2 separate regions of the Homo sapiens genome follow, and region 1 is linked to region 2. A link is a contact called in ENCODE Hi-C data. All regions are on one chromosome and are shown on one strand. Each heading gives the region's core, a stretch centred on a gene start or an enhancer-like site at or near the end of the contact. The rest is flanking DNA. Distances are from core to core; before and after follow the strand shown. Region 1 overlaps RNF144B (ring finger protein 144B). Region 2 has its middle 6.1 kb from the start of KIF13A.

Evidence for each region. Hi-C counts contacts between places; a loop is a spot of excess contacts on that map. Pooled maps may share reads with other maps.
Region 1: a loop to region 2 is called in a pooled map, with 3 times the contacts of the local background. The contact joins two enhancer-like sites. A Hi-C loop is called at or near these places in 2 of 37 single-sample maps with no recorded cell type and 3 of 50 pooled maps.

What each region holds. Positions count from the first base shown.
Region 1 is chr6:18,403,771-18,407,648 of GRCh38, reverse strand. The region is part of intron 2 of RNF144B (ring finger protein 144B); the gene reads right to left. Among named protein-coding and RNA genes, the nearest start is that of RNF144B, 18 kb to the right of the region's middle. Within about 2 kb of position 1,893, at least 7 of the 41 ENCODE cell types and tissues checked have a DNase peak (open chromatin) inside an H3K27ac peak, as active enhancers do.
Region 2 is chr6:17,991,913-17,995,530 of GRCh38, reverse strand. No RefSeq gene overlaps it. Among named protein-coding and RNA genes, the nearest start is that of KIF13A, 6.1 kb to the right of the region's middle. RefSeq lists an enhancer at 1,946-1,995. Within about 2 kb of position 1,895, at least 3 of the 41 ENCODE cell types and tissues checked have a DNase peak (open chromatin) inside an H3K27ac peak, as active enhancers do.

The DNA.
Region 1 (3,878 bases), core at 644-3,143, 410 kb before region 2:
ATAGTTAGAATTTACATAGAAACCAGTTTCAAATGAATGTAGAGCAAAGATGGTTTCAATTTAGAAATTTCCAATAATTGAATAGTCAGTACTATGGTATGTCCCAATCCTGGAAATTATCAGTCAAAAGCTAGATAACCACACTAAAAAGAGTAGAGCTATATATGCTAGCTGTATTCTGGCAGTGTACTAAGTAATTTATCTAGATTATCTACTGTAATCTTCTATATAATCTTGTGAGATGATTTCTTATTATCCCTATATTACATGAAAGAAAATGACCCAATAGACTGCCCAAAGACATTAACCCCTACCATCTGCTGGTCCAGGCCACTATCATCTCTGGCCTGGATTATTACGTTTGCCTTCTAAGTAGTCTTCTTGCTTTCACCCTGGCCCCTGTAGTTTATTCTCTATGCATAAAGGTTAATTTTGTGTGTCATCTTGGCCACAGGATGCCTCCTATATGCCTCATTTCTGGGCATGTGTGTGTGTGTTTCTGGATAAGATCAGTGATATAGCTTGGCTCTGTGTCCCCACCCAAATCTCATCTTGAATTATAACCCCCAGATGTTGAGGGAGGGACCTGGTGGGAGGTGACTAGATTATAGGGGCAGTATCCCCCATGCTGTTCCCATGATAGTGAATTCTCACGAGATCTGGTTGTTTGATAAGTGTGGTGCTCTCTTTCTCGCCTGCTACTATGTAAGACGTGGCTGCTTCCCCTTCCACCATGATTGTAAGTTTCCTGAGGCCTCCCCATCCATGCAGAACTGTGAGTCAATTAAACCTCCTTCCTTTATAGATCTCAGGTATTCTTTATAGCAGTGTGAAAACAGACTAATACAATCAGCACTTGCATCGGTAAACTGAGTAAAGCAGTTTACCCTCCCCATTGCGAGCAGGCATCATCCAATCCATTAAGGGCCTAAAAAGAACAAAAGGAGGAAAGAATTCGTCTCCCTGCCTGACTGCCTGAGCTGGGACATCAGTTTTCTCCTGCCCTCGGACTGGGACTTATACCACTGGCTCTCTTAGTTCTCAAGCCTTCAGACTTGGACTGGAAATACACCACTGGTTCTCCTGGGTCTCCAGCTTGCAGAGAGAAGATCATGGGACTTAGCCTTCATCTCCTACTACTCCCCCTACACACACACACACACACACACACACACACACACACACACACACTTTTCCAGCCACACCAGCCTCCTTTGCTGTAACAGGATACACCAAGCACACTCCCAACTTAAGACCTCCATACTGCTTCCCTCTGCCTACAACCCTCTTCTCCCAGATATCTGTATGGCTTGTTCCCCATTTCCTTCAGGTCTCTGCTCAAATAACACCTTATCACTGAGACTTCCCTGATCATCTAATAAAGTAGAAGTCCCTCTTCCCCACAGCACTCCTGACCCCCCTCACCCTATTTTTCCATAGCACAAACCATCACCTGACTTCTGTATTTACTTGTTAGCATCTATGTCTCATACGAAAAGTTGAGTTATTTGAAAACCAGGGCTTAATCTGATCGTTCACCACTATATTCAAACCATCAGAACTATGCAAGACACAGCAAATATTTGTTGAATAAATAAAGCCTAAGCTACCAAACTTGAGACCCATTCTCTTAAATGCCAAACCATACTGGCATCCCAGAAAATGACTTCTTTCATTAGGAGGGTGGGGGAACTAGAAGATCTAAGGTCACTTACAATTCTAGGACTATGATGCTATGACAAAGACATTAGGGCCTTAATAGTATGGTTTTCTTCTGCTGTTCTTTCCTCTCTTGCCACATTTTACTACTTTCCTTGAATAAGTAAGTGGTAAGCATTAGGCATGGATGAGATCATAGGTCCAGGAAGCCAGCTCCTCCTTGAGTCATCTCTAATCCATTTCTCATGCTGTTACTGTTTGCTCTTTTTCCACAGATGCCATCTGACCCTGCAGTGGCTCCGTTGTCAGTGGAAAAATATAGTGCCAATAAAATCGGCATTGTAAACCTGTGACTTGACCAATAAATACAAAAGTCACCATAGTATTGTCATTAAATCTCTTAATGGATATAAGCAGTGAGTATATTGAAGTTATTTCACAAACAAAGACAAATTCACTGATTTACTGCTAACCACCCCAAGCAAAGTTAAGGGAAAGCATAAAACTAACCTTGCGGCTGGGCACGGTGGCTCACGCCTATAATCCCAGCACTTTGGGAGGCCGAGGCAGGTGGATCACGAGGTCAGGAGTTCAAGACCAGCCTGACCTACATAGTGAAACCCCAACTCAACTAAAAATACAAAAAAAATTAGTCAGGCCTGGTGGCACATGCCTGTAATCCCAGCTACTCCGGAGGCTGAGGCAGGAGAACCACTTGAACCCGGGAGGCGGAAGTTACAGTGAGCCGAGATTGTGCCACTGCACTCCAGCCTGGGCAACAGAGCAAGACTCCATCTCAAAAATAATAATAACAATAATAATAATAATAATAATAATAAAGAAAAAAACTAACCTTGCAAGCAAGCATATTTAGGTACCAGAAACCAACAGAATAATACAGTGCTTTGAACTGGCAGAACTTAGTTCGGCCCATTTAATAGTAGTAGAAGACGTGGGAATCTGGAGCTGGAGAATTTGAAAGCTTTGGGAAAGGTTGGCAGGTCTCATGACCAGAAGAGGGGACAGAGAATCATTCTGTGGCATTGGCCTTGAGTAAGATCCCTCATTATTTCTTGTGGTTCCAGAGAATTCTCAATAAAAGGAACTTAAAATGATACTAGACTAACATATCAAGCCAACAAGTAATTATATTATTATGTTCTTGGAAGTAAGCAAGTTCTTAAATATGTGGTACTTTGAAACACCCTTTCATCTGAATCTTTTATATCCACCATAAATGTGCTCATCTATTTACTGTCAAAGTTGTATTGGCACTTTTTTTTCCCTGTTAAGTCCTAATTCTAGATATTTAGTTTAAATATTTCAAAGCCACACTTTGAACAAATCCAAAAGAGACATTTCTCTCTATCCTAACTGCTAATCTCTGAGTATCTCAGAATAGCAGTGAGGTTGTAATTACCTATATAACCACCTTTTTATAAAAGGCTAGTGAGGAAGCCAGTCAAATCATTATAGGCTTTCCTTTCTCTGAAATCTTTTTGAAGAACGTAACAGCTCAGCACACTGATGGATCTTAGGAAATAAAGGTAGGTATTGTCAACCCCTCCCTCCCTCCGTCTTACAGGCAAAGAAACTAAAGTCTAGAGAAGGCAAACAACTTGCCCCAAATCATACACCATCAAATGACAAAGCCTGAACTTGAGCCTGAGTCTTCTTATCTCCATATCTGCATTCTAACACACTATGCTATACTGCAAGGGAGAAACAGAGGTAGAAATAGGAAAGTGGCATTACTTTCTCCTAATGCAGGTAACAGTTAGAACCCAGGAAAGATCCACCACAGATTCATGCTTCATTTGAAAGTTACCAAACTGTGTGTGCACATACACATTGCAAATCCTCCCAAACTGTAAATGTCTCTGCTATGGTTTGGATATGGTTTGTTTATCCCCACCAAAATTCACATTGAAATTTCTTCCCCAGTGTAGTAGTGTTGGGAGGTGGGACCTAGTTGGGGAATGGCTTGGTGCCACTCTCTAGGTAGTGGCTGAGTTCTTGCTGTGGCGAGAATGAATTAGTTCTTGCGGGAATGAATTCTTAATAGTTCCTGCCAGAGTGAGTTTTTAGAAAGCCAGGATGCCCCTTGGGTTTTGTCTCTTTTCACATGTCCACTTTCCCTTTGACCTTCTCTGCTGTGTTTTGACCTAGCATGAGACCTTCACCAGAAGCCAAGTAGATGTCAGCACCGTGCTTCTCTA
Region 2 (3,618 bases), core at 646-3,145:
GCATTATTATACCCACCTGACATACAAGAGACCCAAGGCTTGCATGTCCAAGGTAAACACAGAAAGTAACTAACAGAGGCTGAGCTGAGTGCCATGGCTCATGTCTGTAATCCCAGCACTTTGGAAGGGTGAGGTGGGTGGATGACTTGAGTTCAGGAGTTCAAGACCAGCCAACATGGCAAAACTCTGTCTCTACAAAAAAATACAAAAATTAGCTGTGTGTACTGGCATGCACCTGTAGTCTCAGGTACTCGGGAGGCTGAAGTGGGAGGATCACTTGAGCCTGGGAGGTCGAGGTTGCGGTGAGCTGAGATTGTGCCACGGTATTCCAGCCTAGGCAACAGAGTAAGACCCTTCAAAAAAAAAAAGAGTTACAGAGGCTGGAAAACAAACCACAGTGGGTCTGACATCAAAGTCTGCTTTTCCTACTCTGCTACTCTGAGCCCAATTTCCTTTACCCCTTACTTTTTTTTTTTTTTTTTTGGAGACGGAGTCTTGCTCTGTCACCCAGGCTTGAATGCAGCGGTATGATCTCAGCTCACTGAAACCTCTGCCTCCTGGGTTCAAGCAATTCTCCTGCCTCAGCCTCCTGAGTAGCTGAGACTACAGGTGTGTACCACCACGCCCAGCTAATTTTTGTATTTTTAGTAGAGACAGAGTTTCACCATGTTGGCCAGGCTGGTCTTGAACTCCTGACCTCAGGTGATCCACCCGCCTCAAACTCCCAACGTGCTGGGATTATAGGCATGAGCCACTGTGTGTGGCCTACCCCTTACTTCTGTCAAAAGGATTATCATCTTTTCTATCTCCCATAAATTTTGTAACTCTTTTGTGGAGACTACATATTGCATTGAACTGTAAAGCATAATATTTAGTGTTGTTTATATTGCTTATATTTTTTGTGCCAGAAAAATAGAGACGAGTCAAGGCAAATCCATTATCACCCTTAGAAAAACCACTCACGTGCACATTCCAATTATGTAGGTCGGCAGCTTTATTTCGGAAAACACATCTGAAGCAGTCACAGTGTGGAAGTGAGAGCTGTGGTTTTTGAAGACCTGCATTTAAATCCCAAGGCCATCACTTCCCAGGTATGTGACCTTGGGCAAGCTGCTTAAATTGTCTCTTTACTTTTTACCGGTTAGTTATAATGAAGGATGACAATAATAGTTTGTGCCTCATAGGGTTATTGAGAGGATTAAATAATGAAACTATGCTTGGTAAGTAGTCAGTGTTTAATAAATGTTATCTACTGTTAACTGTTGTGAAATATAAATGTTCTTGTAATAAATGGTTTGGAGTCCCTCCCTGGGGGAGAATTCTTTTTCCCTTTTCCATTGATGCTTGGCTTGACCGTGTGACTTCCTTTGTCCAATGAAAATTGAGAAGGGATGGGTACCATTCCTTTCTTTTTCTTTTTTCTTTTTCTCTTTTTTTTGAGACAGAGTCCTGCTCTGTTGTCCAAGCTGGAATGCAGTGGCATGGGCTTGGCTTGCTGCAACACCCACCTCCTGGGTTCAAGCGATTGTCCTGCCTCAGCCTCCCAAATACTGGGATTACAGGCGCTGCCACCACGCTTGGCTAATTTTTTGTATTTTTAGTAGAGACGAGGTTTCTCCATGTTAGCCAGGTTGGTCTAAACTCCTGACCTCGTGATCTGTCCGCCTCGGCCTCCCAAAGTGCTGGGATTACAGGCGTGAGCCACCGTGCCCAGCCAATGTGTACCATTTCTGAGCAAAACTTGAGGAGCTATTGTGTGGTCTGCCACCTTCTCCTTTCCTTCTGTTACAAAACCAGCGTTGACTCAGCTAGGGGCTGTTTCGTCAGCCTAGGACTCAGAAAGAAAATGATAGAAGCAAAACCACAAGCAGGCTGTGATGGACAAGTCATGCGTGTAGGGCATAAAGCTTTTTGTAAGCCACTGAGATTCAAGCGTTGTTGGTCACCATGTCATAACTTAGCCTAGGCTGACTCATGGTTGTTAAACTAGTTTATAGAAAGCCTCTTATTTAAAAGTATTTGACTGTTCTATGATTATTCTTTGATTCTCTGCAGACTTAAGACATTAGCAATTTTTAGATCAGCCTGGCAGCCTGATCTGCTACTTCTGACTGAAATAACTTTGGAACTTAGTCTTACATCTGAAATGGGATGATTCCAGAGTCCTTGGGATGTTTGTTATCTATCAGTTGTCTGCCAGTTCCTCAGAACCCATGGTGTTTCCAGTTTCTAAAGTAAAGCTATGCTAACAAGCTCTTCCTGACAAAGGAGCATAGACCAGGGCCCTCTTAGTGACTAGTACGCATGGCTGTATTCGTTGGCATATGGTGATCTGTGGGCATTGTAAGGCTGGCTGATGGCTGGGCCAGAGTGTTCTGTCAAGCAAGCCTCACCGGTCTTTCCATACCTCAGCCCCAGTCCAGGGCCTCTAGCCAGGCTGGGCCAGCTCTCTGATGGGCCTTTACCTGTATGCAGTGGGCCCACACTCTGAGCTTCTTCTCCTCGCTGACTCCAGAATGGGATACTGTCCAGCATCCCAAACTCTCCTGTTGTCATGATAGAAAAGTCCTTGCATCCCTCCTGAGTAGCTGGGACTACAGGCACACACCACCAGATTGTTGTTGTTTTAAGACACTAAATTTTGGTGGGATTTACTACAACAGTAACCAGAACAGCATGTTCTAGGGGAATGGAAGTCTTCAGAAGGACATGAAAGCCAGCCTCAAGTATCTGAGGGGCTTCAGGTATAGCAGGAGTTAGATTTGGAGGCTGGGCATGGTGGCTCATGCCTGTAATCCCAGCGCTTTGGGAGGCTGAGGCAGGTAGATCACTTGAGGTCAGGAGTCTGAGACCAGCGTGGCCAACATGGCGAAACCCCTTCTCTACTAAAAATACAAAAAATTAACCATGTGTGGTGGTGTGTGCCTGTAATCCCAGCTACTCGGGAGGCTGAGGCAGGAGAATCACTTGAACCTGGGAGGCGGAGGTTGCAGTGAGCCGAGGTTGCGCCACTGCACTCCAGCCTGGGTGATACAGCCAAGACCCCATCTCAAAAAAAAAAAAAAAAAAAAAAAAAAAGGGAGTTAGATTTGGCATGGGAAGCAGGAGAAGGCAGCACTTCTGTCACTAGGTGGAATGCCCAGGGATGCAAATCTGATTCTTCATGGAGGCCTTTCCTAGGCGAAGAACTTGAGGAGTCCCCTGACTGAGTTCAGCTTCTCTTCCAATTTGAGAACTCTGTCAGCGGAATCCAAGCACGGAATGGGTGGCCGTTTTGGGGGCTGTTGTAAAAAGGTCCACAGGACTCCCAAAGGCCCTTCAAACGCTAAAAAGACATAATTCCTAATGATGTAAGGCTAAACTGTTTTGAAAAAGAAATGTTTAGTAAACTTTTATTTATTTATTTATTTATTTATTTTTGAGACAGAGTCTTACTCTGTCACCCAGGCTGGAGTACAGTGGCATGATCTTGACTCACTGCAACCTCTTTTCTCCCCGGTTCAAACAATTCTTATGCCTCAGCTTCCCAAGTAGCTGGGATTACAGGCATGTGCCACCATGCCCAGATAATTTTTTTGTATTTTTAGTAGAGACAGAGATTCACTGGGTTGGCCAGGC